Regions from separate parts of the Homo sapiens genome. Here region 1 is linked to region 2. Evidence: chromatin contacts called from ENCODE Hi-C data. All regions are on one chromosome and are shown on one strand. The core of a region is the stretch at or near the end of the contact, and the rest is flanking DNA. Distances in the headings are between cores, read along the strand shown.

Region 1 (2,960 bases), core at 226-2,725, 4.1 Mb after region 2:
AACTTGCGGCCACTTTTGACTCATCTACACTCCCATCTGCTTCCCCATCCCTTTGTTTTGTTTTGAAGCAAATCCTAGACATCTTTATCATTGCATCCGGGAACACTGAGCTGCATTTACAGAAGAAAGTGGAAATGCATGTGTCTTCCACAGCCGTACCCTCCCCATCTATTCTGCCCTGAAAACAGTTAGATACTCGGATTCCTGCCAGTGACTCCAAAGCCTTGGCTGGTTCAGGGTAAATACCCAAGACTTTATTGGAGCCTTTCAGTTGGTTGAAGGACAGTGAAAATTCCATCCTGTCTTGCCTGGAATGCTAGCCACATTCTTCTGGTCCGGAGTCCTCATACAATTGCTAATTTTTTAGAGGCTTATGGAGTCCCTAACGTTTGCACAAAATGGTTGCTACATTCCACACTCCCATGTGCCCTGAGCAACCTCCAGGGAAACTTCAGATACCGTGGGGCTTGGCCTGCCAGCTGAGCTGACCCAGCGATCCTTTCTATCACAGCTTTGATCTTCACTGGGTTGGGAGCCTGTCTGAATCTAAACATCTGCCTCTCTACTGCCCACCCCTTCAGCATTTCCTAGCTCTCCCTGAAAGGTGCAAACATGCATGCAGTTACTCAAACAGAATATTTATCCTTAACTCCCTCTCCCTCACAATTTCTTTTAAAACAATCCACTATTGTCTACCCCCGCCCCCGCATCACCCTTTCATCCAGGTGCCCATTCCCTTCTCTCTAGTCCTGCAATACCTAAGCATCGATCTGCCTTTAGCACATCCATCCCCGCCTTATTCTCCACGCAGGAGCTGAGTGACCTGCACAAAATCCCCTGCTAAATACGGTACTTCCATGGTTCTTCACCACTGCAGAAACCAAACTCCTTCCCACACCAAGGAGGCCCTGCAAAATTTAAGGCCTCCTTCGGACTTCTCCAGCTTCATCTGCTACATCTCCTTCCTAGCCCGCAACCAAAACCATCTTTTCCGGGTCTGTTTTCTCGGGTTTTTGTCCTCTCACCTGGGCAGCTCCTTTTCTCTCATAAATAAAGAAAGCTACAGCGACTTCGCCCTTGCTTCCATGCATCATCTCATGAGTCCACAACAACACTAAGAATTCGCTTTCATTTTGCAGACGGAGAAACTGAGGATGGGCACCTTACCCATGGCCACAGAGCTAGTAAGTGGAACAGCTGCAACCAGGATTCAAACTCGCGGCTCCAGAGGCCACAGGCTTAACCACGGAATCCTAGCCCGCCCGCACATCCCTCCATCGCGGGAGCGACCTATCTCATCCGTAGACACCTTCCGCTGCACCCAGCCGCAGCTGGTCAGGCGGGCGGAGGAAGGAGGCTTCTGATTGGCCATCTCCAGCAGCGGAGGCGAGAAGGCGGGGAGCGACGGTGCGGGGGCGTCGCGGAGAAATGACTTCATGACGCGGCTTCTTAAAGGCGCCGGCCCAGCGCGCCGCGGATAGCACAGGCACGTCCCGGGGGCTCCAGCTTCTGCTCAGAGCGCGGAGAGCCGGGCCGGGCGGGCGCGCGCGCAGGACTCGGGCCGCTCGAGGGGTCCGGCCGGACGGTGTCGGGAGCCGGACCCGTCGGCAGAGGAGCGGGCGCCGCGATGGCTGAGGGCAGTGCCGTGTCTGACCCTCAGCACGCCGCGCGTCTGCTGCGAGCGCTCAGCTCTTTCCGCGAGGAGTCTCGCTTCTGCGACGCGCACCTGGTCCTCGACGGGGAGGAGATCCCGGTGCAGAAGAACATCCTGGCGGCGGCCAGCCCGTACATCAGGTGGGGAGGGGGCTACGGCGGGCGGGCGCGGCGGTGCTGCCCGGAGCCGGAGGCGGGGCGGCCGGGCCGGGCGTGGCCCCCAGACCCTGTCCCCTGTCCCCGGCGCCGGGGTCCCCGCGTCACCGTTGGCGCGGCGTCCCTCCCGGCAAGCGCCGGAACCCGGCCCCGCTGACCGCGTCCCCCAGGCGGCCTCTGTGGCTTCCAGGCCCGCGCTCCCCACTGGACCCCCGCGCCCCTTGGAGTTGTCCCCGGACCCGGGCCGCGATCCCCCGCCTTGTCCCTCCCGGTTCCCACCGCCGCGGCGAGCGCCCGACCTCGGAGACCCTGAGGCCCCCAGACGCCGTCCTGGGCCGGCCGGGACCCGCACCTGCGGGCTGGGCGAGGCCGCGCCGGGGAAGAGTCACCCCCTCGCCCAGGCCGGGCCCGCGGTCCCCGCTGAAGTTCGCCAGTCGCTCGCCTCTGAATCCACGCGCGGGGGCTGGGCCGGCGCCGCCAACCAGGCGGGGAGCGCCCTGCCCGCTGGGAGGCCAGACAGACAGCGCCTCGCTGGGTGCAGGCAGAGAAAACCCTCTCGATGTTCTCCTTGGGTTGGTAGTCCGAACCTCCGGGCGAAATTCTCCTTGCCAAACGTGTCTTTTCCGCTCCATTCTGGTAACTGTTTAAAAGAGGAGTTACACGTTGAAGTAAACTGTAGCGAATTCTCAGGATGCTGTTACAACCCGAGGACCGTGAGAGCCTTGCGACAAAGGGCATTTTAATACTTTAGTAAAGCAAAGCTTAACCTGATTTGCCAACTCAACTAACCAGGTTAATTAAAAGGTTGATAAGACAGTGCTTATACAAGTGTATCAGATCTTGCAGGAGACTATCTTTTCTTTTAGCAACCTTCTTGCAAACTAGGTTGCTGTTTTAATAAAAGGAAAGGGGGGAATGCTAAAAACTGGAGAAACTGACCAGTAAGCTGGTTAAATATAAGCTAGTGGTAGAGAATATCACTACAATTGACAGGTCAGAAAAAGCAAAATGATGTGTATTCTTAGCGCTTTGTCCCAGCAAAACCACCACGCACGCTACACTTTTAACCTTTGCATTGGGGAGATATCTGTGCTAAACTTAGAAGAAATTCAAGTGCCCTTGTAACTTCTGGTTTCTCTTGGATTTGTTTT
Region 2 (2,766 bases), core at 160-2,659:
ACAGCTGTAATCCCAGCACTTTGGTGGGCAGAGGCAGGCAGACTATGAGGTCAGGAAATCAAGACCATCCTGACTAACATGGTGAAACCCTGTCTCTACTAAAAATACAAAAAATTAGCTGGATGTGGTGGCACAAGCCTGTAGTCCCAGCTACTAGGGAGGCTGAGGCAGGAGAATCACTTGAACCCAGGAGGCGGAGGTTGCAGTGAGCAGAGATCACGCCACTGCACTCTAGCCTTGTGGCAGTGTGAGACTCTGTTTCAAAAAAAATTAAACAGCAGCAACAACAACAAAAAACCCCTATTATTATTTGATATTTGTATTGAATGAAATATATACATTAACATGCAGGAAATTAGTATCATTATATTGAGCCTTCTAAAGGAGAAAAGAGTCTGTTTTATCTGTTTAGTTTTTTTTTTTTTTTTTTTTGAGATAGCGTTTCACTCTTGTTGCCTAGGCTGGAGCGCAATGGTGTGATCTCAGTTGACCACAACCTCCGCCTCCCGGGTTCAAGCAATTCTCCTGCCTCAGCCTCCTGGGTAGCTGGGATTACAGGCATGCATCACCATGCCCAGCTAATTTTGTATTTTTAGAAGAGATAGGGTTTCTCCATGTTAGTCGGGCTGTTCTCCAACTCCCGACCTCAGGTGATCCGCCTGCCTTGGCCTCCCAAAGTGCGGGGATTACAGGCGTTAGTCACCGCACCTGGCCTAATTTTTATTTTATGTGTTCTTCTCCTCTGTATATCTCTTTGAATTCTATTTTACCTGATAATAATGTTGCTACAGTAATTTTTTTTTTTTGAGACTGAGTCTCACTCTGTTGCCCAGGTTGGAGTGCAGTGGCACTATCTCGGCTCACTGCAACCTCTGCCTCCTGGGTTCAAGCAATTCTCCTGCCTCAGCCTCCCGAATTGCTGGGATTACAGGCACCTGCCACCATGCCCAGCTAATTTTTTGTATTTTTAGTAGAGATGGGGTTTCACCATGTTGGCCAGGCTGGTCTTGAACTCCTGACCTCAGGTGATCCACCCACCTCAGCCTCCCAAAGTGCTGGAATTACAGGCGTGAGCCACCACGCCCGGACAATAAATGTATTTTTAGGAATATTTTTCTTCGTATGTTTCTTTACTTGACTGTCTATTTAGGTATCTAATTTTTCAGGGTTTGTTTAATAAAACTATACTGTCATTGATAATTCATAGCCTAATGAGGAAGGCAACCCAGGACAAAGGGTTCAAAGACACAGGTACATACTAGAGTGTGGGGAGGCATGCAGGCACATCCTAATGCAGGTAATGTTGACTACGTTGTTAAAGGCAAGTAGGAATTAGTCAAGCAAAGAAGAGAGCAAAAGAAACTCCCTGTTGAAGAAGGTCATGGCAAAGCGAGAAGGCATGAGCACTGTGAGTATGATACATAAATCTCTACATCAGAATCTTTTGATCCAGTGTTTAGTTTATGACAAAAGATAAGGCCAGAAACCTATGTACAAACAAGATGATTAAGACCTTTCCTGCCACATCAAGCTGATGGAATTCTACCTCGAAATGTGGAAGGGATACACTAAGAAATATTTAGCTATTAGAACCTGAGGGCCTCTTTGATACCTGTTAAAAGTTGAACAGGTCCCCATTCTTAATAAGGCATCTGGTTCAGTGTAAATTCTTAGAAAATAATTGTCATTTGTGTAAATAATCCAGGAGAAGGCAGAGGTCAGGAAATGTTTTTCTTAGCGGGCCAAATAGTAAATATTTTAGACTTTGCAAGCCAAGAGGTGAAATTGAAAGTATGTAAATACTTGTATAACCATTTAAAATGCAACCATCTAAAAGTATTAAAACATTCATAGATTATAAGCCCTATAAAATTACTAATGGCTAGATTTGACCTGTAGGCTATAGTTTGTGGACTCTTGGCCTAGAGAATGGATATTTAAATTTTTAAGGGAGTATAATGCTTTCATTATGAAAGAAAATGGAAAATAATTCGTTGGCATGTGGAGAAATGAACAATGAGAGAAAATGTTATTTTGGGAAATAAAACCAAGGAGAGAATTGGCATGTTAGTTTGAAATTATTGCTTCTGTAACATGCTAAAAAGCATGACATTTGAGTATAGCACTGAGATGGACAAGGTGCCCTACAAGGCCAAAAATGACTTTTTTGTTTCTGGGAATCAGTAAGGATTTATGAATCTTGAACAAAAAACCATTGCTTTGTTTTTCAGATACTATTCAGTATAAGAAGTGTCCAGATGATCAATATCAGAATAGTCAGAGAATTTACTGTCTTCCAAAGGATGTGAACTTCTTGGCTTTTGAAGGCCCTTTGGGGATGTCTCTGGCCTGCACAGCCCTGCCTCTCTGTCCTTACTGCAGTGGTCCTTGGGGTATTTGTGAAGCAGCAGGAAATCCCCTCGGTTAAAGCCAGTACATGGGCTTTCAGCTGCACCCTGCTGAAAGTCTGGCCTCCGTCACACTGTGCTTCCTCTGCTCTGCCCTATGCATTGGCCACCCCCACACAGCTACGTGGTGACTCCAACAAATAGCATTTGGAGTTGTGTTTACTATGGCTATTTCTATCATTCTGACCAAAACCATCACTGTAGTTCTGGCTCTGAAGGCCAGAATGCCAGGGAGAATAAGATGGTGATTGGTATCAGGATCTCCTAATTTTGCCCTTTTTATATTCTCCCTAATCCAAGTGGAATCTGTCTCCTGATCTGTCAGCTCGGGCTGAGAAACTTTCCTCCCTTCATTGAC

The links. A loop is a pair of places that touch in the nucleus more often than their neighbours do. Pooled maps may share reads with other maps.
Region 1: a map of CD4-positive, alpha-beta T cell shows a loop between it and region 2 (6-fold over the local background). The contact joins the promoter of GAN here to the enhancer-like site in region 2. A Hi-C loop is called at or near these places in 2 of 168 maps with a recorded cell type or tissue (CD4-positive, alpha-beta T cell and CD8-positive, alpha-beta T cell) and 3 of 50 pooled maps.

The regions. Positions count from the first base shown.
Region 1 is chr16:81,313,487-81,316,446 of GRCh38, forward strand. It overlaps GAN (gigaxonin), which reads left to right and starts at 1,476. Exons shown (of 11, transcript NM_022041.4): 1 at 1,476-1,794. The coding sequence starts at 1,628. RefSeq lists an enhancer at 1,313-1,512 and silencers at 1,523-1,862, 2,003-2,062, 2,083-2,352.
Region 2 is chr16:77,218,167-77,220,932 of GRCh38, forward strand. It overlaps the pseudogene VN2R10P. Among named protein-coding and RNA genes, the nearest start is that of SYCE1L, 20 kb to the left of the region's middle. RefSeq lists an enhancer at 2,310-2,419. Within about 2 kb of position 1,410, at least 2 of the 41 ENCODE cell types and tissues checked have a DNase peak (open chromatin) inside an H3K27ac peak, as active enhancers do.